2 separate regions of the Homo sapiens genome follow, and region 2 is linked to region 1. The links are chromatin loops, found by intact Hi-C in ENCODE. Cell type or tissue: upper lobe of right lung. All regions are shown on one strand. Links, peaks and the distances in the headings refer to the core of each region. The heading gives the core; the rest is flanking DNA.

Region 1 (16,325 bases), core at 3,429-11,428:
AATATATTTGAAATTTTAAATAAAAGGAACAATCCTAAAAAAATTATATTGTGCAAGCTAGTATAAGAAGATATAGTTTCCAAAATAAATGCAAGAAAGATATAGAAAATACATCTTCTGGACATTGGCCCAGTCAAAGAATTAATGACTAAGACCCCAGAAGCAAATGCAACAAAAACAAAAAATAAATAAATGGGACCTAATTAAACTAAAAAGCGTCTGCACAGCAAAAGAAATAATCAAAAGAGTAAACAGACAACTCACAGAGATGGAGAAAATATTTACAAACTGTGTATCTGACAAAGGTCTAATATCCAGAATCTACAAGGAACTCAAACAAATCAGCAAGAAGAAAAACAAATAATCCCATGAAAAAGTGGGAAAATGACATGAACAGACATTTCTCAAAAGAAGATATATGCAAATGACCAACAAACATGAAAAAATGCTCAACATCACTAATCATCAGAAAAATGCAAATTAAAACCACGAGATACCATCTTACCCCAGCCAGAATAGCTATTATTAAAAAGTCAAAAAACAAGAGATCTTGGTATGTATGTGGTGAAAAGAAAATGCTTATACACTGCCGGTGGGAATGTAAGTTAGTACAGCCACTACGAAAAACAGTATGGAGATTTCTCAAAGAACTAAAAATAGGTCTACCATTTGATCCAGCAACCCCACTACTGAGTATCTACCCAAAGGAAAAGAAGTCATTGTATCAAAAGACAACTACACGTATATGTTTATGGCAGCACAATTCACAATTGCAAAGATATGAAAGCAATCTAAGTGCCCATCAACCAATGAATGAATAAAGAAAATGCGGTATATATATACACCATGGACTACCATACAGCCATAAGAAAGAATGAAATAATGTCTTTTGCAGCAACTTGGATGGAGCTAGAGGTAGAGGCCATTATTTTAAGTGAAGTAACTCAGAAATGGAAAATCAAAGACTGTATGTTCTGACTTCTAAGTGGGAGCTAATCTATGGGTATGCAAAAGCATACAGAGTGGTATAATGGACATTAAATACTCAGAAGTAAGGAGAGTAGGAGGGGGATGAGAGATATAAACTTACATATTGAGTACAGTGTACACTACTCGAGTGACGGGTGCACTAAAATCTCAGACTTCACCACTATACAATTCATCCATGTAACCAAAAAAACCACTTGTACCCCAAAAGGTATTGAAATAAACATATACATATATGTTTATATGTACAAATGTCCTGTACTCATTAAATAAGTTGAATACTAATTAATAAATGAAGAAAAACCTTAGGCCCTGGTATCTTCACCAGTGAATTTTTCCAAACATTTAAGAAAGAAACAAAACTAGTCTTAGCTAAACTCTTCCAGAGAGTAGAAGAGAAAACAATTATAAACCCATTTTTAAGCCAATAGAATCTTGATATAATACTAAGCTAAATGCACCAAGGATTTATGAAGAAGGAAATGTATAGGCCAGTCTCTTACTCATGTACACAGATCCAAACATCCTCAACAGAGTATTAGTAAATCCAATTCTGCAATCTCCCAAAAAGAATAACCAAGTTGCGTTTATTCTGGGCGTGCCCTGTTGTTTCATACTAAAGTTAACCAATACGATTCCGCAAATTAAGAGAATAAAGAAAAATAAACTCATATAATCACCTTAATAGATGAAAAAGATATCATAAAACTTTTTAGTATTATATGAATAATTTTTAAATCTTTAGCAAACTGGAATACAAGGGAACTTCCTTAATCTGATAAAGGCTATCTAGAAAGAATGAGAGGGTGAGCATCTACCACACACGGGGACAGGAGAGAAAAATGGTTCATAATGCCAGCTATGCAGTTTGGAACCTTAGGGTGGGTGGGACTTATTCTCAGCCAACACTCAGTTTTTCTGGACTACCTTTTCATCTCATTAATTCATATCCCTTCAGAAAACTCAAGGCCACTTTGATGGAAGATCAAGTGACCTATTTCTCTCTATTCTTATACATACCTGACCCATGCTTCGCATATAGTCACATCATGTCTGTTAGAAACAGTAATTCAGTAGATCATAATCCCTAAAACATCACTACTAAGTTTTATTATTCTTCCCTATCCACTGTCATTGGAGTGGAATGTTTCTTTTTTTTTTTTTTTTTTTTTTTTTTTTTTGCAAGTGGGAGTTAAATCTCTCATCTGGACCATAGTGTGTTGACTTCGCTCTTCCCTGTACCCATTAAATTAACTAAGCAATAATTTCCTGACTGGGGAAGTAATCGGGATAGCTTCACTTTCCCAGGTTTCCTCCCTCCTTTTTGGTGTGTTAGGTTTGTGTTTTGCTCTTTTCCCTTCTCTCCTCTTGTCCCTCTATCTGATTTGGCTGAGGATTATTTTTACTTTTTCCCATCATTCTTTCAGCTTTATCTACTTGGAAATATCAGTCAACCAAAGTTTAAGTGGATGGAAGTCTTATCCTATGATTTTAAAGCTTTCATAAGCTAAAGTTCTATGTCCAACATTATTACATTTAAAGAAAATAACAAAGAGTTTGAAATTACAAGGGAGAGTGTAATCTTCACATTCCTAGCCACCATAACTCTGGAAAAACACACATCTTTTGTTCCTGATTCAAAATATTAATTTCCTACAGAGCTCCCAGCTTCATAAATTCACAGCTTCCTTGGGAAAATCCCCATAACACTAGAAAGCCACTTTATCCTGTTTCAGTGAACATAGTTGTTAAGGAGGCTTGCATAGAAAAAAAGGAAACCAAAATATTTAAGGACTGGTTTTAGCATTAATTACATAATTTATAAATTATCTTACATAGTTATGAATTCTGAACAATTCTGAAGGGCCTAATCCACTTAGCCCTTAACTCTGCTAACATGCAGGTCTACTTATCTATAAAGAGAGGCAACAATTTGAACATTGCTATGGACATCTGTAGACATCTTTCAGTGGGAAGCTGAAAAATTTTCACTATAGGAAGACATTACCATTTCTGGCAATGGTCAGATCACCAGATTCCAGGGGGAGGTCAGGTAAGTGGACTTTTCTTTTTCTCTCCCTCTTATCCACTCCTTTTTTCTCTATCCCAACTCCACTAATTGAAAATGGTAGTAAGTAGATACCTTGGAGCCTCTAGCCCTCTGACTACAATAAGTCCTGAAATCATCTTTACATCACTAGAAAAGAGATATTTGCCTCCTGGTGGTTTAAAGCAACAGCATCAAGACTTCCTCTGCTTTCTTTGAGTTCTGTACAACTGGAGTCAGATTCCTTGAGGAGGAGGGGAGAGAGGACCATATAATGAGTAGATAGACCAAAGTCAGATCATAGGAAGGCAAGTTGGTGCAAATGCTTCCTCAGCCCTCTCTTCATTTCTTCTGCATTTGGAGATTTTGTTACAACTCGAGTTCCCTTTCTCTCAAATGAAAGCCTAGTGTGGAGCATAGGTTTTTCAAGATACGAGGGCAAAAGCATACTAATTAAACCCAGCTGTTGGCCTCTGCTCTCCCTCCATGAATCTGGCCTTACATCAGAAGTCTTACATTTGGGGAAAGGAGGGCTGGTAACTCCAAGTGCACAGGGGAAGGGAAGTTTGATTTTCATGTAAAAAGCACAGAGGGATTTTTGAAGCCATAATCCTTTGTTTAGCTGCGTTGTAATAGATAGTATACTTGCTTTGCAGCAAAAGGATTTAGGGCTTTCCAAAGGGTTGAGAGGTCTTGGAACACGTCTCCACTGCAGGCTACAAAATCATGTTGTCAAGAAACTTGAAATAATATAAACAATAATTATAAAATCCACATGCCACTTGGAAAAGGGATGTGGTAAGAAGAAAATGAGATAATATCAGTTAAGTACTTAGGAAGTAACAGGGACCTGTAATAGCAGCAGTAATTGTCCCTATTGTATAAATTTAATGTTTATTTTCCTATGCTGTTCTTCATTAGAGGTAACAAGTCTTGATGTTTTGTTAATACTAACCCTTCCAAGGCCATCAAGACACTGTACATAACTTATGTTACATCATCATCCTCATTTCCTTGGCAATATTCATGAATTCATTCAACAAATATTTACTGAATACCTGTTACATACCAGGCTAAGTACTAAATGCTGGAGGTTCAAAGATGGGCAAGATCTGGTCCTTGCTCTTAAAAGGCTTACAACTGAGTTAGAGAAACAGACACATGAACAACTAACTCAAACATAAAGCAGAGAGAGGTAAACACACCAATAGTGAAGAGGTTAAGGTGAAGATTCTTGCAAAGCAGCGCTGGAGAGTTACAAAGCAAGCAGCCAATTCAAACTAGGAGGGGACAGGGAAGGGAGTTAGAAAAAACTTCCAGGAATAGAGGAAGTTTGCACTACCTTCCTAACTGAATGAGGACTTGGTGTCCACCAAATCAAAGAGAGAGAATTGGGTAAGAGAGTAGCCTAAACAAGGTAGGGAAAGCCACAGGACCATGGGTCACCAAGACGTCTTAGTACAATGGCAAATCATATCTGTGCCTCGAACCAGGGAATGGGAGGAGTTCAGGCAGGAGTGGAGGAGTAGGCTGGAACCAGATCATAAAAGACCTTGTTTGTGCCTTGTCGTACTCCCACCTCTTCGTGGCCAAAGAGAGGCGGCCAGCCAGATACTAAGGAGCAGCTCGAGGCATGAGATCACAAGCACATAAGCACAGAAACCCCATTATACGAGCTTCCAGAGGGGACACCAAACAGTCCAGAGATACTCCAACTCACAAGTCCAGTTCCAAAACTCAGGAACTTGGACTTTTGTTTTTGCTGCAGGGCTGGATTCAGAGAGCACACAATGCCCAGTGTTGAAAGCCCCTTTTTGGAAGGAAGAACAGTTGCACATCTGGGAAAGGTTAGGGTCAAACATATAAATGAGGGGAGCGGAGCACATTACTCTGAGACACTCCGTCTGTGACGTCAATCACTGCTGGGTTTGGACAGAGGCTCTCTCTTGTGCAGCAGTCAGGGACCCATTAACTTTGCCCAGTGCCTGAGTGTTTATGTGGAAAATGTGAGGCCAGGAAGTCTCTCCTAATTATGATTTGGAGGTTGTCAAGCAGCTATTCTTTAGTAATTGGTTTCTGTCTTTTCTACCTTCCCAGCACCACTCAGTTTCTATTTTCTCTTTTGTTCTAGCCCTATTTCTCTCTTTCTCCTTCTCATCTGCTCTTAAAAAAAAAAAAAATCCATTATAGACCTTGGTGATTGCCTCCACTCTTCTCCTCTCCATGGCTGCAGGCCCAGCTGGGAAGTGAATTTTCAGAGCACATAGTCACATATAACATAGTGAGTGTCTGATTATCGATTACTTTCTTTTTCAAACTTCTGGGAGCAAGCCATACTCTACACAGGCACCAGCATGGCCACTCTCCACTGCCAAGTCATAAAGAGACAGGAAATTGGGCCAGCACCATCTCTTACCCTCTCTGGTATCAACCAAATCTAAAGAAAAGGATGGCAGATGCCAAAATCTGTATGTAGGAAAGTGTTCTCAGCCCGTATTTTTCCTCCCTATTCTTACCTCTATCCTATCCCAACACACCCAAGGCCATTATCACATACTCAGATAATAACTTGGAGAACTAAAAACCTGCATCTTGTCACTACCATTATTCTATGTTCTTCTGGGCCAGTGTGAGACACCCCAGTGCTCCACTGCCAACTCCAAGGGAAAAAATTGTTAACATCCCCTTATAACAAGTGATCATCTATATACAGATGACCCACTTTAAGAATGACTGACGATTGACAGTGCAGTTTAAGTTCAAGTCTACCTTTATGTTTGCTCAGCTACTTTCCCCACCACCCATTGATCAGCCTCCTCCTCACTAAGTGCTGCTGGGAAGCCTGAGAAAGGCAGAGAAGAGTAAAAACACTTGGAAAACACAAACAAAATTTAATGATAAAAATTTAATGATGCCAGCATCAACCAAGCAAGAACTGAAAGGCAAATAAGAAAGAGAGAGAGAGAGAAATATGTATATATTATTATTCATATTTCTATATATATACAATATACATTCATATATACAATATACATATATAGTATGTATATATACACATACATATACACACATGTATATATACACATACATATACACACACTATATATGTATATATACACACAATATATATGTATATTTATATATATGCACACACACTATATATCAGAGAGAGTGAGAGGTCTATACAGATACCAATATGGTTTGGCTGTATCCCACCCAAATCTCATACTGAATTATAATCCCCGTAATCCCCACATGTCAAAGGAGGGGCCTGGTGGGAGGTGATTGGATAATGGGAGCAGTTTCCCCCATGCTGTTCGCATGATAGTGAGTGAGTTCTCATGAGATCTGATGGTTTTATAAGGCAGTTTTCCCTGCTCTGGCTGGCTCTTCTCTCCTGCTGCCATGTGAAAAAGGTCCTTACTTCCCCTTCACCTTCCACCATGATTGTAAGTTTCCTGAGGCCTTCCCAGCCATGTGGAACTGAGTCAATTAAACCTATTTCCTTTATAAACTACCCAGTTTCAGGTAGTATCTTTACAGAAGTATGAAAACAGACTAATGCAGATATTTATTACCTAATTTTTAATTTATATTTTATTGATGTAAATGTTACATTTGATAATGTACACGTATCTTCAATAAACACCTTGGTAAATTTCCGTGCATGTGCACACACATGTGTATGTGTGTATGAATTAAACAAAGCTGTTTATCTATCTGTCTATCTAACTATAAAGCTTCCTTCATAACCTGCTCAATCAATACCCACCACTGGAGGGAACCACTATGCTGACTTCTGTCATCATGGATTAGTTTTGTCTGTCTTTGTCATCATATACATTGAATCATACAGTATGTACTCTTTTTGCCATCTGGCATCTTTTGGCCAATATAATATTTGTGAGATTTCCTCTTTGTTACATTTAACAAGATCTCTTTCATTGCTGTGTAGTATTCCATTATATGAATATACCACAATTTATCCATTCCACTGTTCAATCACTTAATTTTGAAAATATTATTAGTTCTTTAGGACAACCTGGCCTACTCATCTCCTTCAGTCAGGTACTAACTACACTACAGTAGACTCTACACCAGTGGTTTACAACCTCAGTTGTATGTTGGCATCATTTGAATACATTTTTACATTACTGTGGCTTTTAACTGTAGCTAGATGCTCATGGGGATCACGGAAACCTCTGTGAGAAGACATATCTCCCAAGAATTCCTATAATAATTCAAAGATTTATTTATTTTGATTTGGATTAGAGAATTTAAAATGTAATTATTTTATTTACATTTTATATAAATATATTTTATAGAAAATGTATTTATTTTATTTGTAATTAATTTATTGAATTATTCTGTGCTTATGTAGCATGATGTGGAGATGATGATGATGATGATGACATACATTACATGTTCATGCTTCCTGTACACCAGGCACTGTGCTAAGCACCATACACTTGCACTCTCTAGGTGGCTCACTATTGAAATCCCAGTACCTTGCACTATGGCTGGCACATAGCAGGTGTTCAAAATTTACTACGTAAGCAAATTTAAGTTGATCTCCACAACAACCTTTTGAAATGAGTTTCATTCTCTCTATTTTAAGAAGAAGAAAATTAAATGTCAGAAATTTAAAAACTTACCTGAAGTTACTGAGCACAAACATGGGGAAAAGTAGGAATCAAATCCAGGTTTTCACCATTCTACTAGTGTATCCTTGCATAAGGCCTAAAGATATGGCCTTTCTGGTAAGGTAGGAATAGGAGGAGAGCAGTGTTGATCCCAGATCAGAATTTGGATGACCTGGGTGGAATCTGAAAGAAATTTAGATACGAGGAAAAAGTGGGGTGCTTGTTTTCAATAACAATTGACTATGGGCAAGGCACCTTGCTCACTGGAGTGGGAAGGGTGAGGATATCTATTAATTTTCAACAACCTCTATAAGTTTGTTTTATTATCTCCACTTTATAGGTGAGGAAACTAAGGCTTCAGGACATTAAATATTATACAATACAAGGCCATGAGTTCACAAAAGTTGTGTAAGCACAGTTCTGAACTAGGTCTATCACATTTCCAGGTCCATGCTCTTTCTACTGCATCCTGCTGACAAGAAGGGAAAGTGTGGGAACTGATGGAGGTTCAGCAGGCTCTGTTGTCAGCCCAACAAAAGCACCAAAGAAGGTAGGAGGAAAATAGAAATTGAAATAATACATAAAGTTACAGCTTTTGTTTACTGAACACTTATGATATGCTAGAGAATGTACTAGGATTTTTCATGCGTTATCTAATTAATCTTCACAACAATCTCTGAGGAAGGAAGTATTTTTATTCCCGCATTATAGATGAGTCACTGAGAGTTAGAGAGGTCAAATCACTTACACAATCACTGTTACTAAACAGCCAAGCCAAGATTAGAAGTCAACCATTTGGCACCCAATTGCACACTCTTAACCCCTATGCTACCTGGACTCTTGAGGCAGAGATTGGGTAGAAGCAAAGCACCTACCCATGTGGGTAGAAGCAAAGCACCAGGAGAAGTTCCAGGAAGCTGTGGTATACCAGATCTAAGAGAACTCTAGGTCCAAGGCCAATCCATGGCATGGAGGTTAAATCTGTAGACCTGTGGTCATGACCTAAAGGTGATAGGTGAACCTAGGGACCAAACAGTGTATTTCCAGGGATCAAGATGGTTGAAAATGAAATATAAACAGTATGAATACGTTTTCAAGAATAGATAATGACCTTAAAAGTTGCAATTAGGTGAGGTTCCAGCTCCCTGGTTCTCCCAAACAAAAGAAAATCAGGAATAAGTTAAAGAATGTTTTAAGCCTAAACCAATATATTGATTGTTGTGAGATGCTGAACTGAGGACACTCCTTTAGGCCACCTAATAGAAGTGGTGAGATATCCTTGTGTTCATCACCTGTGCTTCTCAGACTTAACAATTTGCACTTAAAAATGTCAGCCTTACCTCAGCTCGACTATCTACTAAGACATGTGTATTTGTAATAGGCAACCTTAAATAGCTACATTCCAGACACTTCGTGGGGTTTATAATCTTGGAGAAGATAGTCTTGTGGAGTACTCTGCTGCCAAATACCTACCAAAAGCCTATCAGAGCAAAACAAAATTTGAGAATTATTTTTAGAAATAAAAACAGAATCTTTAATTAATCTGATTATAAAAATAACACATTTACTGCATGCATACAATCCCCGTGCCAGCTGTGGTCTCCTGTATTTTAAGATTAAAAAAAGATTGTATGAACCCCTTCTTTTTGCCTTGAGGTAAAATCCATTATCTTCCCCGTGATTTCAATGAAATACTACAAGGTTTACATGCCTGTAATCACCAATGGATCTGTCTTCTGGCTTTCTCTGAATCTTTGTTCTTTACTGTGCCTTACTCTAATTCCAGTCTGGTGTTGATCTACATGCAAAAATCAGTTACATTCTTCTTGTACAAGTTCTTGGTGTGTGCAACAGACTATAATAAACAGACATGGCAGCAATGCAAATAACTAAAATCCACCACATCACTGAGTCATACTCATTTCTCCTTTCTCTTGCTCCCACCCTCAAATTTTCTCTACTCTTCTTCCACCCTCAAATTCCTTTGCATTTCCAATGCACAGTGAGTTAGTTGTCTCTTGCGCGATTTTGTATCTTGCTAACCCAAGTCCTCGGTGCCACACTTTCTTCTCCTAGCAGCTTATAAAGGTATTTTATGAAAGAAATACAACACTTTTTTAAAGATGAAATCTAGTGCCTGCCAGTATGATTTTTTAACCTCACTGTTAGAGCTATGCATTGTTAATCTCCAAGAAAGGAATCACATGTGGCTATTTGCAAATATTTGAACTTTTGTTTCCTTAGCGCATCCTTCAGCCCTAATTACCATGGAAAACACTGGAAAATGCTGGATGAATCCCATTAGTAAATAAAACAAAAACCCTAGAAAGAAACAGTTTTATAACAGTGGTATCCTATATCTCATGACCAGTCCCTTAGACAATAGGAAATTTGTTCACACTCAGTAGCATAGCCAAGGGACAAAAGCATTGAGAAAAATCAAAGGCACTATCACCTCTCTAAAAGTAAAATACTTAGAAAGGAAACATTCTTCCAAGCCATAATACAATGAGTATGACCTAGGTAAAATATCCTTTTCCTACTGGCTGTGATCTACTCAGTCTTAAAATTCTGGGAAGGTGATTTTCTTAATGAAGTCATCATAGAATTCTCTACTTCAGAAAGGTTAAGTGCTATAATTTCTTACCTCTACACTCCTGTAGTGCATTACTCATACAGCTAGCAGGGCCCTTAATGAATTGCAGTATTGTTCATTATCTGTTCCTCTTCTGCGCTCCTAACTAGATGGAGAGTTCCCTGATGTCAGGGAATGTGGTACTGCACTTCTCAATTGACATGAATGAAAATGAAATTATTATTTGGATTGTCCAGTTAAATGAAAGTATAGAAACTACTTTTACAGGCCGGGCGCGGTGGTTCACACCTGTAATCCCAGTCTTTGGGAGGCTGAGGCAGGTGGATCACCTGAGGTTAGGAGTTCAAGACCACCCTGACCAAAATAGTGAAACCCCATCTCTACTAAAAATACAAAAAATAAAATAAATTAGCTGGGCATGGTGGCACATGCCTGTAGTCCCATCTACTCATGAGTCTGAGGCAGCAGAATCTCTTGAACCCAGGAAGCAGAGATTGCAGTGAGCCAAGATCATGCCACCGCACTCCAGCCTGGGTGACCGAGCAAGATTATGAGAAAGAAAGAAAGAGAGAAAGTGAGAAAGGGAGGAAGGAAGGAAGGAAGGAAGGAAGGAAGGAAAGAAGGAAGGAAGGAAGGAAATTTTACAATAAGTAAAAAAATGTTTAAAACTTTCAGCTGCCTAGAAATCTCCACATCTTTTCAGTTTCCCATAAACTTTCAGTAAGCTTTTTTGAGGACTCAAAAAATTCAGCAATTAACTTCTTTAGCTTAAAAATGACAAGATAAAGTCCAAGTGGAAATAAAAAAGAAAAACTTGAACTTTCAAACATTCAACTATAAGCCAAAGGAAATATAGTTAGCAACAGATCAAATAAAAATAAGAGCAAGAGGAAGAAGTTGGAAATGCTAAATTATACCATTTTTAATTATTTCAAAGTTTAATTTTGCTAAATGCATACAGATATCATAGGTATAAATTTAGTAAACTAATAGGAGAAATTGAACAGACATTTTGAATAGCGGAATATTAATAATTAATGTAAAACACATATAACCAATAGCATATATTTTTTCATTGTTTAGAGAAGATAAATTATTTTCAGACTTCCAGAAAAAGTTTGGATTACACAAACTAAAATATTTTAAAATAAAGAAAAAATTATGAAACAATAGTTAAAAGAACAAATGAATGGAGTGTTAAGATTATGTAAAGGATTTATCATAAAAATTAGTAGTAGTCATATATTAAGAATTAAACACAAGCTCCAAATCAGCAAAATGCCCATATTAATAACAGAAAAAATGAAATACCCATATACCCATAGCAAAAATGACAAAAACAAAGTCATTTACTTAAAATATGTGGGGAAATCTCAGCTCTCTACATTTACTGGAGATGCAAATCAAACTTGTAAAAAGGTATCACTTTCAAAATTGGTGGATGGAGCAATGAAATGACAGTTTCATAGTCATAATAATAAGTCACAATAAATAGTTTAATGTGGCTGTTGTACAGAGGGCAGAGTGGCGGAAATGGTACTAATACTTTCTGTTTTTCCTCTCTTCCTAAGTTTCCTGGCTGACATTTTACTACATCATCACGTACGGCGAACTGGATTGTGAATGCCCTTAGATGCCATTGGAAGGGATTTAGATTTCACTTTCTAAGTAGGCAATGCGAGTCCATTCAGAGATTGTGAAGTGGAAGAATATCATGATCAGATCTGTGTGGCTGATGAATAGAGACAAATCTGATGTCTGGGGTTATATTATTGAGATTCAATAAATGCTAATTCTATACTTACTTATTGAGTGCCTAATATGTGCAAAACTTCATGCTGAGGAATAAAGCATAAAGAAAATAGATGAAGTTCCAATCCTCATGAATCGTCTTGTCCAGTGGGGTCATTACTGTAGTCCATAAAAAAGATTAATTAAATCAGATGAGAAACCTGAGAATCAAAGAATACTTGGCCTAACCATAGTGCCAGTGATTATTTTATGCAATCCTCTCACATTTACAGAAAATAAAGACGCAGCTAAGAAAGAATCACAGTTCTAACTTGAGTTTAGCGGCTGCATATTTGGATATGGGCTATAATTTCAGATAATTTCAGACTTGGGAATCTGTGATACAGAAATTTAGGCATGAACCTTAAACAAAGTATTCCCATGAATTATAGTTGCTCAGTGGTATTTATCTTATCAGAATTTCTCATCAGTGAGGAATAATATGCAAGATACAACAAAGAGCAATTTTGAAAAGGCACGCAATGGTGCTACTTTTTACCTTAAATTTACATAAAAATACACAGGCTGGGCACAGTGGCTCACACCTGTAATCCCAGCGCTTTGGGAGGCCGAGGCAAGTGGATCACTTGAGGTCAGGAGTTCAAGAACAGCCTGGCCAACATGGTGAAATCCTATATCTACTAAAAATATAAAAATTAGCCAGGGGTGGTGGTGTGCACCTGTAATCCCAGCTATTTGGGAGGCTGAGGCAGGAGAATCACTTGAACCTGGAGGCAGAGGTTGCAGTGAGCTGAGATCGCACCACTGCACTCCAGCCTGGGCAACAGAGCAAGACCCTGTCTCAAAAAAAAAAGGACAGATAAATGTAGATATAGATATAACTAGACTTTTCATTTGCATGGTAACATGATGATTGTAGAAGGCTATGCACAGAGAGGCTATGTCAGCCAGGAAGCTTAGGAAGAGAGGAAATACAAAAAGAGCACTGGAACATCAATAATATGTAGCACTGTAACAAACCGTCAACTGCACACACATGAGTATCAGCAAAAGCACACCCTGAGGTCTGAAAGTTCCATGTGAATTTTAAATTCTGTTTTCACTTCAATGATAATACATCACTGAACTTAATCTAAAAACATTCTGCCTGTTCTAGATGACCACTGGATAACAGAGTTTTTCCATACAATTTCAGGGCCCTTGCTTTTGTGACGCTAATTGCATTAGCACTAAGTGAAGGCCAAATGACCCCACAGAGCACTTTTTAATTGAAGGTTTACAGTTGTACAGAGAAAGGAATTGAAAACTGAAACATCACGTAGAAGAACATCACATAGATACCTTAAATGCAAAACTCCTTGTGCTGTGTCTGTCAGTAGTCTGTTAAGTTGTGAGTGGATGCTATGATATCCACTTCTCAGTATAAGTAAGAGTAATAGATTCATGTGAAGAAATGTCATTCAGTTTTTTGGGCTGTAATGCCTATAATAATTATTAAAAACAATTATAGGTTGGGTGCAGTGGCTTACGCCTATAATCCCAACACTTTGGGAGGTCAAGGCAGACCAATTGCTTGAGGTCAGGAGTTTGATACCAGCCTGGTCAACATGGCAAAGCCCCATCTCTACTAAAATTACAAAAATTAGCAGGGTAGGATGGCACATGCCTGTAAACCCAGCTACGTTAAGAGGCTGAGGCATGAGAATCGCTTGAACCCAGGAGGCAGAGGTTACGGTGAGCCAAGATGGCGCCACTGCGCTCCAGCCTGGGTGATAGAGTGAGACTCTGTCTCAAACAAACAAACAAGAAATTATAAATATATATTTATATATTTAGCCCAGTTAGAATTTCTCCTGGTTTTATATATATACACATATATACACACACACACATATATATGTATATATATAAATTATATATATAAAATAAACCAGGAACACACACACATATATATAATTATATATATATAATCGCATATACATATAATCTTGTTATTTCAACAGCTTTTGGGGTACAAGTGGTTTTTGGTCATATGGATGAATTGTATAGTGGTGAAGTCAGATTTTAGTGCACTGGTCACCAAGGAGTGTACATTGTACCCAATATGTGATTTTTCATCCCTCACCCCTGCTCACTCGCCCCACTTCTGAGTATCCAGTGTCCATTATACCTCTCTGTATGCTTTTGTGTACCCATAGCTTAGCTCCCACTTAGAAGTCAGAATATATATTTGGTTTTCCATTTCTGAGTTACTTCACTTAGAATGATAGCCTCTAACTCCATCCAAGTTGCTGCAAAAGACATCATTTTGTTTATTTTTTATGGCTGAGTAGTATTCCATGGTGTATATATAACACATTTTCATTATCCACTTATCAATTGATGGTCCATTATCTTTGCAATTGTGAATTGTGCTGCCATAAACATATACATGCAGGTGTCTTTTCAATATCACTACTTCTTTTCCTTTGGGTAGATACCCAGTAGTAGGACTGCTGGATTGAATGGTAGATTTACTTTTAGTTCTTTGAGAAATAGCCATAATGCTTTTCATAGAGGGCTGTGCTAATGATGGCGCCTGCAGCCCATCTGGGGCAGCCGCTGCCATTACGCTGGCTGCAACAGCGAAGCTCAGCCAGGGCTGCACACTCCGTGGAGCTGGCAACAAGTGGGAATCACAACACTTCCGAGCTGATGGGGAGGGAATTCCCCAGGTGCAGCCACAACAGCCCAAGTCATGGCTGCAGACTCGGGCCTCCCACTCCACAGAGCAGGAAGGAGCCCCACCCCCTCGGGCACAGCTGCAGCCACCAAACCCAGACTGCACAGTCGGGCATCTCTGCACTGTCGGGGCATGGGAAGGCCTCCCCTGAGAGGAGGAGAATCTCTTGAACCCGGAGGCGGAGGTTGCTGTGGGTCAAGATCGCGCCACTGCGCTCCTGCCTGGGCAACAAAGGCGAAACTCCGTCTCAAAAAAAAAAAAAAAATTTTTGAAGTAGGGACTATTATTATTCCTATTTTACAGATAATGAAACTGAAGTCTTCAAGGAGATTATATAATTTGCCTATGTTTACACAGCTACCACGTAGAAAATGTGGGATGCTACGCAGTCTAACAGCTTTCATTTTCAACCGCATGTGATACTGATTCCTGCTGTGAAAGAAAGAATGGTAATTTCTTGGAGTTACAGTTCAGGGAACTATAACAGTGGGCCCTGACACAGTATGGTGCGGGGAGAGGGTCCAAGAAGGCTTTTCCTGAGGAAATGAGGTTTCAGCAGAGAAATGAAGGGGAAAAAAGGAGTTAACTAGGCATGTGGAAGTTGGAGGAGCTTTGTATGTAGAGGAAACCGCATGCAGGGCGGGCCTGGGTTGGAAAGCAGCATTATGCTCTTGAAGAAGTGAAAGTTCATTCCACGGGCTGTTGTTCACTTCATGGTGGCGAGGCTGGAAGTGATGATGACTGTGTGTGCCATGGGGAGAGAAATGAACTGATGTGGGTCAGTGCATTTCTGCTCTGACTACCCGGGGGCCCATCACTACAGCAGTGGCCTTATTTTTCCTATTAAGTCTCTTTCAGTTTGAGTTCAAGATCACTAGCATATTATCCTTTTCTCAGCCCTGTGTCTGCCTTCTCATTAGTATTTGGATGAAGATGAAACTCCTTAAAATCCCTCCGAGTGCTGCGTGGGCTGGAGGCTTCTGCTCTCCGCTGTCCTTTTCACCCTGCTCCCTCCTACTCTCTGTGCTCCCAGCTTCTCACTACGCTGAATATTTTTTTTCAGTCCTTTATGCTCCTTTTGTCTCCTTTTGTCTGAGTGATTGTCCTTTCCCTCTTTGCTTGTTCATGTATTCAAAAATTATTTTCTAGCACCTGCTATGTGTTAGGCACTGTTGTAGGCACTGGAGTTACAACTAAAATTCAAGACATGTATGGAGGGGTTGGGTTGGGAAGGGCAGACAGAGAAAAAAGAGGAAGTAAACAAGAAGAAATAGCAGCTCATGATGACATCATGCAGAGAATTAAAGTCAAAAGATCTGATGGAGAGAAACTAGGTGTAGGTTGGATTGGGTGGTTAGGGAAGACCTTTCTAAAGATGTAATATTTAAGCTTGAGATCTGGATAACGAAAGGAGACAGACAGACAAAAGTAACAAGGAAAAATATGTCAGAAAGAGAGAACTACAAGCTCAAAGGCCATTAGCTGGGAATAAGCATGGAATGTTTGAAGAACTGAAAGAAGGATTGTGTGACCAGAGTGGAGTTAGGGGTGGGGCTCGGGGTGGGAGTGGAAATAGTA
Region 2 (16,325 bases), core at 5,459-13,458, 50 kb after region 1:
ACCCACGCAGAGCCCAGCTGTCACCCTGAATTGAGGAGAGAGAGCTCGGCGTCTGAGAAGGCAAAGGTGGCTAGAATTTGCAAGACAGGTCCCTGGAGAGAAATTATGCACGCAGAGAAAAAGATTGAGCTCCAGAAATATTCAAAAGGTCCCCCTCAAATGTTCAGCTGCATATTGACAGGTGCATGCATGTGAGAAAACTGTATGAGACTATGGAAGGAACATCCAAAAAAGAGCACAAGTAACCACTGCTAGGGCTCACAAATCCAAGAATAGTCCATGTTCTCACCAGGCAGAGTAGAACACCTTGTAATTCATAGTCCATTAGGTGGAGCATTCAGAAAGGCATTGCCTCAGTAAAGGGAAAATTTAGTTCAGGATCAAAGGCCAGTCTAGTCCTACCTTAAAATGCTTAAAAGCAAGCCTCAGAAAGATCAAACTACTTGCTAATAATGTAACTGTGTTCCAAAACCAGGTAAAAATATTTACTAGAATATAAAAATATAAGATACAAGATATAGAATATAAAGATAACCAGCACCCAACAATTACACAATGTCTGGTATACAATCAAAAATTACCAGGCATGCAAAGAAGCAAGAAAAAATGGCCTATGCTAAGGACAAAAATTAAACCATCATTCTCAGCAAACTGTCACAAGAACAGAAAACCAAACACTGCATGTTCTCACTCATAAGTGGAAGTTGAACAATGAGAACACATGGACATAGGGAGGGAAACATCACACACCGGGGCCTGTCAGGGGGTGGGGGGGCTAGGGGAAGGATAACATTAGGAGAAATACCTAACGTAGGTGATGGGTTGATGGGTGCAGCAAATCACCATGCCACGTGTATACCTATGTAACAAAACTGCACGTTCTGCACATGTACCCCAGAGCTTTAAGTATAATTTTAAAAAAGAAAAAAAATTAATCAATAGAAACAGACCCAGAAAAGAAAAAGATAATAAAATTAGTATAAAAAGACATTAGAATAATAATTGTTAATGATATTTAATGTGTTCAAGATGATAGGTGTAAAACTAATCATGTTTTGTAGATATATAAAAAATATTTTCCAAAAGACCCAAATTAATCTTCTAGAGATGAAAACAACAATTTCTGAGATTAAAAATGTACTATATGGAATTAATAACAGATTACACATTGTGAAAGAAAATACCAGTAAACTGAAGATACAACAATAGCAACTATCCAAAATGAAGTACACACACACACAAACACACGCGCGCGCGTGCATGCACGGCAGACAAAAAATAAATAGAACATTAGCAAGCTGTGGGACAACTTCAAGAGGCCTAATAAGATGTAATTAGAATTGCTGAAGGAGAAGAGAGAGAGGAATAAATAGGAAAAAAATTTTTGAAGCAAAAAAGTGTAATTTTTTTCCAAATGTAATGAACACTATAAACCCACAGATTTAAGGAGCTCAATGAATCCAAAGCACAAAAAAAGTAAACCATAAAATATCATAAACATCAGGCTTAAAACCAGTGATAGAAAATCTTTTTTTTTTTTTTTTTTTGAGACAGTCTAGCTCTGTCACCCAGGCTGGAGGGCAGTGGCGGGATCTCGGCTCACTGCAACCTCCGCCTCCCTCGTTCAAGCGATTCTCCTGCCTCAGCCTCCTGAGTAGCTGGGATTACAGGTGCCTGCCGCGGTGCCCAGCTAATTTTTGTATTTTACTAGAGACGGGGGTTTCACTGTTTTGGCCAGGCTGGTCTTGAACTCCTGACCTCATGATCTGCCTGCCTCGGCCTCCCAAATTGCTGGGATTACAAGCATGAGCCACCGCGCCTGGCGGTGATAAAAAAAAATCTTAAAAGCAGCCAGAGAGAAAAAGTCATGTTATATATAAAGTAATGTAAATAATAATAGCTGACTCCTGTTCAGTAACAATGCAAGCTAGAATACAGTGGAACAACATCTTTAGAATACCGAAAGAAGAAAACCCTCACACCTTAAAATTCTAAACCTGAAAAAGTACCATTCACAAAAATGTATAATAAAGACTTTCTCAGACTTATAAAAGAGGCCTGACACAGTGGCTCACACCTGTAATCCCAGCACTTTGGGAGGCTGAGGCAGGTGGATCACCTTAGGTCGGGAGTTTGACACTAGCCTGGCCAACATGAGGAAACCTTCTCTCTACCAAAAAATACAAAAATTAGCTGGGCATGGTGTTGCACACCTGTAATCCCAGCTACTCAGGAGGCTGAGGCAGGAGAATCGCTTGAAACCAAGAGGCAGAGGTTGCAGTGAGCCGAGATCCCATCATCGCACTCGAGCCTGGGCAACAAGATCAAAACTCTGTTTAAAAAAAAAAAAAAAAAAAAAAAAAAAAAAATATATATATATATATATATATATATGATTAATCACCAGAAGATTGGTTTAAGTCAAAATAAGAAGAATGCAGTATGACATATATAACTTAGGTAGAAGTAATATATGTGGCAAAAATAGCACAAAGATAAGGCAAGGAGGAATGAAAATACACTTGTAATAACCCAAAAGAAGGCACAAAATAGGAATAAAAAAATAGATGATACAAATACAAAACAAACAGCAAGATGGCATATTTAAACTGAAGCATAACAATCATTAATCATCAATTACTAAATGTAATTAGTCTAAACATCTCAAAGGTAAGAGATCATCAAATTAGAAAAACAAAAGAATTTTATGTGTATACATATGTCTAAATTTGTCAAATTGTACACTTTATATTCTTGGTTTATCATATGTCGGTTATAGCTTAATAAAGATTTTAAAACAAATAATCTAGTGTTTGGTAGCAGAATAGGGTGATTATAGTCAACAATAATGTATTGTATATTTCAAAATAACTAAAATAGTAGAATCAAAATGTTCCTAACACAAAGAAATAATAAATGCTTGAGGTGATGGATATTCCAGTTACCCTGACTTGATTATTACACACTGTATGCTTGTATCAAAATATCACATGTAGCCCCGTAAATATGTACAATTATTATGTATCCATAATAATTACAAATAACTACAAACAATATTTTTAAATATATAAAATTATATTTAAAATTTAAAAATAAATTAAAAATAAAAATTAAATTAAATAGAATAACATAAAAGAAAAGTAGACAGGAGAAAAGGGCTGAGAATAAAAAATGTGATAGGGAAGGTCTTCACTGAGGGACTCACTATCGAAAGCTGTAGACCAAAAGTCAATCACATCATTCATGAATTCAAGGTGACTGCAAGGAATCTGTTGAAGACAAAGTAACCACGTGTTTTCCAAATTAAGCCAAGTCACAGGAAGCCATAAATGTTTTCAAAGGCACTTTTCCAACAAGTTATTCATTAAAAGGATGTTGACAGATGATTCAAGTGTCTGGTTCAAAACCTCGCCTCAAAGAGGAATCTTTTCAAGAGTCTGTCTTCCTAAGAATTCATATCTAACAGGAGAGCTCCCGTTAGATATGAATCACTAAATTCATCTTATTTTTGACCTTTAGAATGAGACTAAATTAATCTGCTCCCTCTCCCACTTGATAGCCCTTCAAATATTTTAGATCATATTATCCCTTCTCCAGGCTGTCTATGGTAAAAATTAATCATTCCCCATGGGACCTGCTTCCAGAAATTGTCACCATCCTAAACACTTTTATTTGGATATACTTCTGCTGAAAATCTCCCTTTTAAAAATAGAGTACTATATTGAGAATAAGCACAAAATTCTAGGTGTGGTCTGATCTTTTAAAACTTAAATTATATACTTATACATTGCAACCTATAAATACATTTGTTTTCTTAATAACATTGGCAAAATGTGTGTCACATATACCCTTTAAACTCTCAACTTGTTTTCATGTGAACAGCTAACTATGATAGGAGTCTTCATCCTATCTTCTATAATCAGCATTTTGAACCTCAGTGCAATATTTTATATTTGGTGAGATTATATGCTTTCTCATACGTGCAGGTTTACTTCATTTCATTTTAGTTGTGTTTTTGTTGTTTGTTTTTTGTTGTTGTTGTTGTTTTTGAGACGGAGTCTCACTCTGTTGCCAAGGCTGGAGTGCAGTGGCACAGTCTCGGCTCACTGCAACCTCCGCCTCCTGGGTTCAAGTGATTCTCCTGCCTCAGCCTCCCAAGTAGCTGGGATAACAGGTGCCTGCCACCACGCCTGGCTAGTTTTTTGTATTTTTAGTAGAGACGGGGTTTCACCATGTTGGCCAGGCTGGTCTCGAACTCCTGACCTCATGATCCGCCCGCCTCAGCCTCCCAAAGTGCTAGGATTATACTTTCAATGTATTATCTATTTCTACTAATTTTGCATCTTTTTTTTACTATGACTTGCAAGAAATAAGAGAAATTAGAGAGAATTATAATCAGAAAAGCAAGTTAAGCAGCCAGGTACAATATTTCTCTCAATAGCTATTTGATATTACAATGTGGAGAAAACATTAGAGATTAGCCTGCCAAAACAAATCATTGAAATCAAAAATATAAGAACTGAGTCAAGTAGTCAGCACAGTAGGGTCAAGTCCTGATTCCCCTAAAGAATAAATATGGTGGAAGAACATATCTATTTATCTCTCTTTCCATCAATCTTCCAAAAGGGAAGAAAATAAAAGAACTAAATAGATATAAATTAAAATTATATAAATACACAGGAATAAAAAGAATGATAGAGATGATAATAGTATATAAAAGATGTCAGCAAAATATTGGAACTTGAAAAGAATGATTAAGTAGTAATTGGCTTAATAGATTTGATAGAAATCTAGGTTACAGAAGAGAAAGCCAAGAAGATCCAAGCAACTCATTTCAAAGAACCTCAGAGAGGCTCAGAATATTGTGTCACTAGCTGTCTCAAAACTTCAAGATGAAGGATGGGATTTCAGGATTATATAAGAAGGAGTTATACTCCCCAACTTCCTCCACCATTCATCAAACTGGTTACCTATCCCTTCTTCAGTCTAGCAAAAACAAACAAACAAACAAACAAAAACACACACAGGAAGTTTGTCGTTTGGAGAATAACCAATCAGCTCTCTTCTTCCACTTGGTTTCTCAACATTGGTAGCCAGGCTTATAACACCTAGTCAGGAAATTGAAGAGTTCCTCTATGGGGAAACTGAGAGGCTCAGGAGTTTTGAGAATTCCCCCAACAAATCAGCCAGGTCCATTCCTAGTCTCTCTAAAATGAAGTCAGCAAGCCCTAGCCCACCCATAGAGATTCAGGTTTTCTTGGAGGAGAGAAGTTTAAGAAATAACTCAAGAAAAAATGCTCTGGTACTGAAAGATAGAGATTTATAGATTATATGGAACCAGCCCAAATGCCCATCAATCAATGAGTGGATAAAGAAAATGTGATATATACACACACCATGGAATACTACTCAACCACAAAAAGAAACAAAATAATGGCATTTGCAGTAACCTGGATGGAATTGGAGACCATTGATTCTAAGTGAACTACCTCAGGAATGGAAAACCGAATATTGTATGTTCTCACTCAGAAGTGGGAGCTAAGCTATGAAGATGCAAAGACATAGGAATAATACAATGGACTTTGGGGATTTGGGGAGAAAGAGTGGAAGAGGGGGTGAGGGATAAAAGACTATACATTGAGTACAATGTATACTGGTTGGGTGATGGGTGCACCGAAATCTCAGAAATTACCACTATTCATGCAACCAAACACCACTTGTTCCCCAAAAACCTATTGAAATAGAAAAGAGACAGAAATCTGCAGATTAAAATATTGCACTGAGTATCCAGCACAATGAATTTTTTACAAACCCACATTAACACACATCATTGTGAAAATTCAAATTCCGGGGAAAAAAATAGTATATATAAAATATTGTGAATAATATCAGCCTTCTTTACAGGAACTCTTGAAGCTTAAAGACAAAGAAGTAATGTCTTCAAGATTCGGAGAAATAATCGGTTTCCACATAGAATTCTCTACACAAGCACATATGCATGTACACACATGCTATTAATCACATAAGAGGGTAGAATAAAAATGTTTTCAGATATGTGAGATACTGTCTCAAGAAATTTAATGGTCAAGCACCCCCTCTTAACAAGTGCCTGGAAAATAAAATCTACAAAATGAGAAAGTAGCCCAAGACAGAGGATCCAGGAAATAGAGGATCTCACACAGGAAGGGGAAGAAATTCCAGTATGAAGTTAGGGAAGTCGCAGGATGTTCGCTGGTCATCAAGCCTAGAGACCTGTCAAGATTGGCACAAGAGAATAGAAAGTTCCAACAGGGTGACTCCATAAAAAAAAAAAAAAAAAGAACTGATAGACTATCTGAAATGTTGATTGTGCTGAAAAAACATATTCAACTAGTGGACTATAGAATGAATTAGTGACAGAAATATGGGAAAAAGGGCTAATCAAAAATTTAGGCAATGATTAATGCTGGGAAAAACAAAAAGTTGTTCAAAAGAGAAACATGTAATTGTGTATTTCTTTGATTTAAAATATACATTTTAATTAGAAACAAATATATTCATCAAGGAGCAGAATCTGCCCAGTGATTCCATTCCTTTTCTTTCTTTTAAATGCTTGATCATTGTTTTCTTATTTTAGATATTATTTCATCCATTGATGATGGAAAAAAAGCATTTAGCTGAGCATGGTGGTGCACGCATGTAGTCCCAGCTGCTTAGGAGGCTGAGGCAGAAAGATCACGTGAGCCCAGGAGTTCGAGGCTGCAGCGAGCTATGATTGCACCACGGCACTCCAGCCTGAATGAGAGTAAGACCCTGTCTCAAAAAACAAAACAAAACAAAAATTTAGATCCATGTATACCAAAGTCCCTTACTTGGCCGGGCGCAGTGGCTCACACCTGTAATCCCAGCACTTTGGGAGGCCGAGGCGGGCGGATCACGAGGTCAGGAGATCGAGACCATCCTGGCCAACATGGTGAAACGCCGTCTCTACTAAAAATACAAAAACAAAATTAGCCAGGCGTGATGGCGGGCGCCTGTAGCTCCAGCTACTCGGGAGGCTGAGGCGGGAGAATGGCGTGAACCCGGGAGGCGGAGCTTGCAGTGAGCTGAGATCGCGCGGCTGCACTCCAGCCTGGGCGAAAGAGCGAGACTCCGTCTCAAAAAAAAAAAAAGAAAATCCCTTATATACACACATACACATACTTCTGCTAACCCCATCTTCTTGATATTATAATTTTTGGATAAGTAAAAATTCATCATTCATAATATTATGACTATGCAAATACTGCGACAGCTGTAGCTCAGGGAGTTGAAAAACTGTGTACAGAAAGTCAATCAATAAAATAATGTCTACGACTGAAAAAAAATTAATACATTTTTAGCACATTTAGAAATATGGGGTTAAAATTCAGAAGAGTCAGCTAAGAGTTGAAAGTTTATGTTTCTGGGGAACATGACTCAATGTTAGGGAGCAGGACCCCTGTAGTTCTTTTTTTTTTTTTTTTACAATATGATTCTGTTGTTCTTTGATAATAATTTTAATTAATTTTTTAATTATAATCACCAAGGATCTTACTTAAAATTATAATAAAAGCTCTTTTTTATTGTTTAGAAACTTGTTCTTGAAATTAAAAATATTAATTTGAGAATCAATTTATTCTGTAGAATTGAAAAAGCAAATTAATGTTATATACATTTAAAAATCAGATAAATTACAATCCAGGAATTCAGAACTCTAACCCCAGACCATTTGGCCAAGGAAGGTTGGCACATTACACTTACATTTTTTTTTTCATTTTCCTGTTTATCATCATGCTTCATTTCCCAAATTATTTGAAATTCAGAATGCATATTGGAATTTAGCATCTTTGGATCAGTAAAATCTCTTTAGTCATATTTCCTCTGTTCGTTATGAACAATGAAAACAGAAAGATTGAAAGAGCACTGTGCACATATAAATCTATGAGCCAGTTTTTAACTTCTAATCTAAAGCCCAGTTCTTCTTTGAGTCTTTCTTGATGGAGTGGGGAAAACAAGGATAAAAGGCATTTAAGATAAAGTATTTTTATAGTTGCAACACACAAAATTATAATATGGAAATTTGTCCTTATAGATATCTGAACAATTTGTAGTGAAGAACAAATTTACTCCAAACTAAAATGCTATTTGTTTGCTGTTTTTTCTTCTGTAATTAAGAAAATTTAAACCTAGTCCTTTGCCAAAATAATAGTTAGAAAATTTTTTTCTTTATTATCTAATCGTCTGTGCTGCTGAGTATTGCTACAGGTAAGTTAAATTAGCCAGAAAATTATCCAAAGAATTTATACTCAGGGCCTGAAAAAATATTATACTGAATAAGTAAAGTCCAGATGTTGGAGAAAAAAGCAATTTAAAAACTAGTGAAAATAGGCTGGGCGCAGTGGCTCATGGGCACAGTGGCTCATCCCAGCACTTTGGGAGGCCAAGACAGGGTGGATCACTTGAGGCCAGGAATTCGAAACCAGCCTGGCCAACATGGCAAAACTGCCTTTCTACAAAAAATACAAAAATTAGCCAGGCGTGGTGGTGCACACCTGTAGTCCCAGCTACTTGGGAGGCTGAGGCAGAGAATCACTTGAACCCAGAAGGCAGAGGTTGCAGTGAGCTGAGATGGTGCCACTGCACTCCAGCCTGGGTGACAGAGTGAGACTCTGTCTCAAACAACAACAACACCAACAAAACTAGTGAAAATATAACTACCTAGCAGTACTATCATATGTTTTGTGAATCCTAGTTTTTATAGTAGGACATAATAAAAGACTGGAATCTAGGATTTTAGTCCTGGATCTGTTACTCATGTGTCATTTGACAACAAGGCTAGTCACTTCTCCTCTCTCCGCTTCATTTTCCATCTGTAAAATGAGGGGATCAGACCAGATGACCCATCAAGTATCTTTCAGGTCATAGGAGAATACAAAATTTACACTAAGAACATAACAAGAAATTCCTTTTTCTCTTTTTGTGCATCCCCTAGATTGATTTCTATAATTATATGGAAGCATGTGAAAACCCTACCATTTCCAAGGATCTGACCAACAATTACAGCAGGAAATGTGGTCATCTAATTTAACTCTTAAACATCATCAGCAAGACTAAAAGCTTGGATGCATCCCAATTATCCCCACAAATTAATGGTGTGGTATCAAGAATAATCCACAACACTTCCACTTAGCTTTGGGATTCATTCTATTTTTTGGTTTGCCGTAGATTCCAATTAACATTTTGGTTTATTCAGGCTGATTTTAAAATATGTTGACTTAATTACATACTCAAGCCATCTAGTCTACAAATATGCCTAGTTAGATAAAAGAGATAATATTCTTGAATTTGACATAGTCCTTGAATTTCTAAGGGCTGTTTTACACTGAGACCTAGTTACATGGTCATATGGTTTATCCGTGTCCCCACCCAAATCTCATCTTGAATTATAGCTCCCATAATCCCCACATGTTGTGGGAGGGACCTGGTGGGAGGTAATTGAATCATGGGGGTGGGTTTTCCTGTGCTGTTCTCATGATAGTGAATAAGTCTCACGATATCTGACGGTTTTATAAAGAGGAGTTCCCCCGCACGAGCTCTCTTGCCCCGTGAGACGCCTGTAGACCCAGCTACTTGGGAGGCCATTGCTCCTCCTTAGCCTTCTGCCATGATTGTGAAACCTCCCCAGCCATGTGGAACTGTGACTCCATTTTTCTTTATAAATTACACAGTCTCGGGTATTTCTTCATAGGAATATGAAAATGGACTACTATGCATGGTAACAACAGAGAACTCTGTGGTGTCTGCCCAGCTCATAATTCCTTCTCCTCTAAGAACAGCCCTCCATTCTACCCCCTGGGTAGAAGCCATGTTTTAGTCACATAACACCATTGCCTAGAACTCAGCTAAGTGCACAATGGCTGAGCACCAGAACCAAATTGAGCCAATCAGAGCCCCTTCTTAGGAATTTACAGTTGTGACTGAAAGTAAAATCTCAATGACAGTTCACTTATACAGACACTATATTAACTTGAGAACTGAGGCTCAGCCATTGTCTTAGGAGTAGATGAGTAATACAGATATATTTGCAAAGACATTTGAAGAGAAAAATGGAGGACAAAATAAAGAAAGCCTGTTTTCTGGGCTCCTCATGGCTCTCCATCTCTAGTCCCTTTTGAGTCACGGCTCCATCTCTGCTGCTGGCTTCCAGAATACATTCATGTCTTCTTTCATTATCTTAAATTCTCCCTTCCTGCTTAGACTAATTAAAATTGATTTCTGTTATTATCAACAAAAAGAATCCTGCTAAATAGGCTTTTTTTTGTAACTGAATTGAAAATTATAGCTTGCTTTTTTTTTTTTTTTTTTGCATTAACTTGTAGCTTAACTATACAGAGAAGTGGCTTGGCACCAGAGACTTCAGATAACTAAAACATGATTCATATTGAGGATATTTTATCTTATTTTCTGCACCAGTCTCTAGTTCTATAAAGCTTAAGCTTTACTGTATAATGAGAATGATACACTGAATTTATGAGGTTAAATGGAGGGTCACAGCAGTGGAACTTTTTATTGTAATGTACAACTGCATTCCTGAATCAGGCACAGGTTAATACATAATAATTATTCTCTGGAAACAATGGCAAAGCATTCCTAGCAACAGACAAATCAAATAGCTACTGGAGTATTATGGCTGTCATTTGTTAATTACTCCCAGATAGCTGCAAAACACACATGCTCTTCGGCAAAAACTGAAACCCCAAACCCCTTAGAGAAAAAAGGAGGATCAGGTGCTACAATGCAAAGAGCACCAAAATGGGTGTCTGCTGATGTGAACCCATCTTTGCAACTATCTTCACTTCTGTGAATTTTAGCTTCTTCATCTCATTTGAAATACAGAAAATTCAGCATGAGATCCAAAGGCCAAAAGTAGCTCAATAGACCATGTGCTAAGTCCTTCTTTTTCTGAACATGTTGTTAAACATTTTATGCCCCCATTTCCTCAACTGTATAAGGGAAATGCTACTTGTACCTACCTCATATGGTGGTTGTGGGGTAGTTATTACATAGTAAGTGCTTGGAAGAGTAGCACATAGGAGTACTCAATTAATGACAGCTATATTGGTTTTTTATTTTTTTATTATTCCTGAGGATTTTTTTTAAACAGGCTAACTAGTTATGAGCATCTCACTGGTATATTTACTTTGACCATTGCCAACTATATATTTCATGTAGCTTGTTAAACAAATTTATAACTGTAACCAAAGCTAAATATATGTAATGATGGTATTTTAAGACATTCAAGTTAAATTCCACTAAAAGTAAATCACTAAACTGGGGTGACATAAAGCATGATTGAATAAGGAAGAATGGGTCTGAAGAAAGCCTGCCGATAGCATCTGATTCATTTTTGAATCATGGCCAATTTTTATGCTACAAGAATAGCTTTCCATGTTGCCTTTACACTTCTGGATTTCATATCATGAGGGTAAATTGCTGAAAATGTACACACAAAAGAAAAAGAACATAAAAAACATATACATATTCTATTTGTTTGAGTTCTAATGTTGCTTTCAGGTCAGACATTCTGGATTTTCATGGTTTTGGCTTCAGAAAATTCTAAGTCTAGAAAGCAGCTGTTTCTATGGGTATCCCAAAGAAGAAAACTGCTACATGAAACAAGAGCAAACTGTGGTCTCATCTGCACATTTGCAGAGTAGCATCAGATCCATGGAGATGCTGCTCACTGAAAAAGTAACACCCATTGTGTTGGACCTCACCTACGTGACCTTTCCGGGGCATAGTCTGGAAGGACATGGAAAATTAAAAGAGAAGTTAAACACTGCACAATTAAGTGAGAAGAACTTTGAATCTCAATGAATAACTCAGGCAAGACAATAGGAAGAGAATGGAGATAAGGAGAAGGTATGAGCTACAAGAAGGAAGGTCAGCCCTCCGCCAAACCAGCAAGATATTCCCTGTGGTGAAGAATGGCTGATGAATTTCAGCACAAAGCTATCTAATGTTCAGTTTCAAGTTGCTATCTACATGATGCTATGCCATCATCCCTCCATTACTGCAAAGCTTCAGTAAAAGAGAGAAAGAAAGTTAACAGCAGAAATGAGGAGCAATATTTAGGAAGCATAACGGGGCATAAAGACATGTAAACTCTACAAAATTACACAGGTGAGACTTTTCGATAGCAATATCTTATTTCAATTTTAAAATTCAGGCTCAGACCAGAAAGTGAGGGTACTTGGGGTCACCCACACAACTGACACTTGGGTGACATATGTATTCCTACACAATGGAGAAATACCTCTTCTACATGATGGCAAATATCCCTGTGAGTGTTATCTCCTTATCTTTCACTTTATCTTACCATTGTCTGGTTTGTTTAGCTCCTACTTGGGGCCTATTCCGTACTATTGTGTCCTCCTCATTTATTATGGTTACATTCCGCTTCTTAAACAATTATGTCTACTATAGCTCCATGTTTATGTAAAACAGTGACTGTGTACTGATGTTTAGTCACAATAAAAGTAGCCCATACAAAGTAAAAAAGAGTTGGATTTCAAAGGACAAACACAATTTAAGACTTTTTCCCTTTGACATTGATTTCTTTCGGTACGTCAGCCAATACATAAAAACATGTCCACCTTATCAAGGCCAAAGGTTAACTACCAAGAGCTTCATTGATTCCACAAATATTTATTGTTCATCAGTCCTATGACTGACACTACTAGGGGGTAGGGCCACAGTAGGAATAACAAATGGTCACAATGTAGTTAGGGAAAGAGAAATGAAAACAAAACTGGAAGCCGGTATATACACCAGGCCAAGACAATATAAGGAGGTTATCAAAAGCCTCTGGCATGGGAAGATACAAAAACTTCAAAAGAAGGTGACAATTGGAGCCAGTTTTGAAGAATCCATGAGGGTTCACCAAGCCAAAAGGAGGGCAAGGGCATGAACTTACAAGTAACTGCCACATTATTGAGGGAAGTTTGGTCATGTGGGGAGGTCAGCGGAAGAAAAGGGAAAGGCAGGCAGCGTTGGGGTTGTGGAGATGTTTGCATGCTTGAGATGTTTGGCCTTTAATAACCATGGAGAGCCACTGAAAGTTGATAATGATAGGAGTGATTAAGAAGATATCTTGCTTCAGAAGGATGGCTTGGAAGGAGATAGAAATGGAATCTGAAAGTCCGCAAAATCTACAACTTTTGTCATGATTGTGGGGAAGAAAAGGGAAATTAAATCATTATTATTAGGTAGGCTTAAATAGGAAATTTTATTTATTTCCCTGTGCCTGGCTGCCTGAATCTAATAGTTGAACTTGCCTAAGGGAAGAGGGTCAAAAAAACAACCTGTCACTTATTTCTTCCTCATTCCCCGCAGACAATTCCCAAATAAGAATTTCTACATCCAAGCAATTCCTTCTGCTTTCCTGCATTTTTTTTTGAGGCGGAGTCTAGCTCTGTCACCCAGGCTGGAGTACAGTGGCACGATCTCGGCTCACTACACCCTCTGCCTCCTGGGTTCAAGTGATTCTCCTGCCTCAGCCTCCTGAGTAGCTGGGATTACAGGCGCCCGCCACCATGCCTAGCTAATTTTTGTATTTTTAGTAGAGATGGGGTTTCACTCTGCTGGCCAGGCTGTTCTCAAACTCCTGACCTTTTGATCCGCCTGCCTTGGCCTCCCAAAGTGCTGGGATTACAAGCGTGAGCCACCGCGCCCAGCCTCTCCTGCATTTTTAACTGCGTCTGGGGCAGTCTGTATTAATTAGCTCTACAATCTCTTAGATTCCCATCCCAGTTGCTAAAAGGGAAACCTTCTGCCTCCACCAATATTTCAATTGCCAAAGGAGGACCATAGGGCGTAGTGTGTAAATGGCAGAGAGGAAGGTGAAGTCCACATCATTCTGAGTTCCTAGAGCAGCACCAACTGTTTTCACATCCCTGGGCTGGATTGATTTGTAATCCTCCTCTCTCCTACCCTCGACCTTTACCACCTCAGTCAATCTCTGGAAGCCAAATTGGGTTCCTATCCTGGCTACATACAATCCATTCCAAATGACCTTTTGCCAAATCCCCATGGAGTTTAGAGATCCTTCTGGGGATTTTTAAAGCTTTGTTGTTTTCAGATCAAACTTTCTCTTTTATTTCTCTTTCCTCGCTAGGGCTTAGGAGGAGAACTCAGCTTTCAGTTTGATGGTGAAATATTAGTTAAACACATCATCCCCAAAGGGATGTATTTGCATCTTCTATGAACGATGATGGAAACAGTCTCAGTTTATCAGCAAGATGGCTGAGGATGCACTTACCTAAATGAGCAATGAAGATTCATCTGCTACAGCTGAACTGTATTTGCATAGGCTAACTTATTGAGAAGGAAAAGTTAGGTTTCAGTATTATATAAAATGTGTTTGTTTTGTTTTTTGTTTGTTTGTTTTTCGGACAGGGTCTGGGTCCATCACCCAGGCTGGAGTGCAGTGGTGCCATTGCAGCTCACCACAGCCTCGACCTCTGGGCTCAAGTGATCCTCCCTCCTCAGCCTGCCAGGTAGATGGGACTACAAGCACGTGCCACCACATCTGGATACTCTGTGTGTGTGTGTGTGTGTGTGTGTGTGTGTATTTTTAGTAGAGATGGGGTTTCACTGTGTTAGCCAGGATGGTCTCGATCTCCTGACCTTGTGATCTGCCCGCCTCAGCCTCCCAAAGTGCTGGGATTACAGGCGTGAGCCACCGTGCCAGGCTCACATCTGGATACTTTTGTATTTTTTGTATAGAGGGCATTTCACCATGTCACCCAGGCTGTTCTTGAACTCCTAGACTCAAGTGATCCACACATCTCAGCCTCCCAAAGTGTTGGGATTACAGGCATGAGCCACTGCTCCCAGCCTGGATATATAGTATGAAATATTTTTAATGGTAAATTAATTATGAGTTGTTGGGCAAAATTTGGCTGCTTATTTGTAAAACAAACTAGCATTTTTTAACCATATTCTGCTTTGTATTGTCTCTGTATGAATATCTCTTTTATACTGCAGCAAGAGGAAACCTGAGAAGGATAGTTCTGTCACCTCCATTTTTTCTTCAGAATAAATGTCAACATCTATGAGTTCTTCTTTACACAAGTTTAAATAGTTGGTGCTAGACAGACCCAGAACAAACATCTGAAGGAATCCCCTGAAAATATGAGGTCACTAATATAAGTGACTTATCCAATGTCACACAGGCAGTTTGTGGCAGAGCTTCAATTCTACCCAGATTTCCTGGTTCTTCATCCAGAGCTCTTTAGCTACTTTTCTGTATATGCAAATTGCATTTTCTTCCAACTGTCTTAGCAGAAAGAGTAAAAACAATTACGTTATAGGTTTAAGACTTCCTTGAGGCTGGTGCAGTGGCTCATGCCTGTAATTCCAGCCCTTTGGGAGGCCTAGAGGGTCAGATCATCTGAGGTTAGGAGTTCGAGACCAGCGTGGCCAACATGGTAAGACCCCTGTCTCTACTAAAAATACAAAAATTAGCCAGGTGTGGTGGGAGGCATCTGTAATCCCAGCTACTCAGGAGGCTGAGGCAGAACTGCTTGAACCCGGGAGGCAGAGACTGCAGTGAGCCGAGATCGTGCCACTGCACTCCAGCCTGGACAACAAAAGTGAGACTCCAACTCAAAAAAAAAAAAAAGAAAAGAAAAGAAAAAAAAAGACTTCCTTGAATAGCTGTGCTTGTGCTTGGTGGTGTGCGCCTATAATCCAAGCGACTTGGGAGGCTGGGGCTGGAGGATCACTGGAGACCAGGAGCTTGAAGCTGCAGTGAGCTATGATCGCACCACTGCACTCAGGCCTGGGTGACAGAGTAAGTCCCTATCTTTAAAAATATATATTATATGAAATTGAAAAAAAAGAACTTCCTTGAATAATCCCACCCACCTGTGTTGTTATCCTGGTTAGTAAATAATCGTGAGCAATGGTATTGATTTATGTGTTCACATAGGCAACAAGCATTTGTCAGGCATTTATTATTGTGCCTCACATGAGGCTAGGCAGTTGGAGAACAATGAGATAACACAATGTAGATTTTTAAGGGCTTCATATTGCAAACCGTAAGACACACTAAAATAATGGGTAATATGTGCTCTAATCCTGGCATGTGAAAAGTTCTGGAATATAAAGGAGAGAAGGCTGAAAAGTGAAGGGTGCAACCTAAGACTCTGACCAGTGACTAGGAGTTTTCCAGAGGAGGAAGAACGGGAAAGGCATTTCAGGAAAAGGCCAGCATGAACACGCATATGAAGCTGCACGCAGGTGCAGAAAAAGGGGTAGGT

Evidence for each region. Peaks named below come from ENCODE experiments on the same cell type or tissue, not always from the same donor. Only the 100,000 strongest peaks of a DNase experiment are listed, where the experiment ranks them.
Region 2: it touches region 1 in a loop (2.4-fold over the local background); 16 of 110 quality-filtered maps call a loop at or near these places.

What each region holds. Positions count from the first base shown.
Region 1 is chr17:55,576,322-55,592,646 of GRCh38, reverse strand. LOC102724732 (a long non-coding RNA gene) reads left to right here and starts at 2,844. Exons shown (of 3, transcript XR_429997.4): 1 at 2,844-3,040; 2 at 8,124-8,227; 3 at 11,845-12,077. RefSeq lists enhancers at 15,685-15,754, 15,434-16,325. In upper lobe of right lung, for the core only: a CTCF peak has its summit at 6,777 (motif pointing right); no DNase peak of the experiment used is centred there; H3K27ac peaks cover 1,532 bases.
Region 2 is chr17:55,527,916-55,544,240 of GRCh38, reverse strand. It overlaps LOC124904034 (a long non-coding RNA gene), which reads left to right and starts at 6,748. Exons shown (of 3, transcript XR_007065855.1): 1 at 6,748-6,784; 2 at 8,993-9,152; 3 at 11,575-11,663. It also overlaps a transcript of SMIM36 not described here. In upper lobe of right lung, for the core only: no CTCF peak of the experiment used is centred there; no DNase peak of the experiment used is centred there.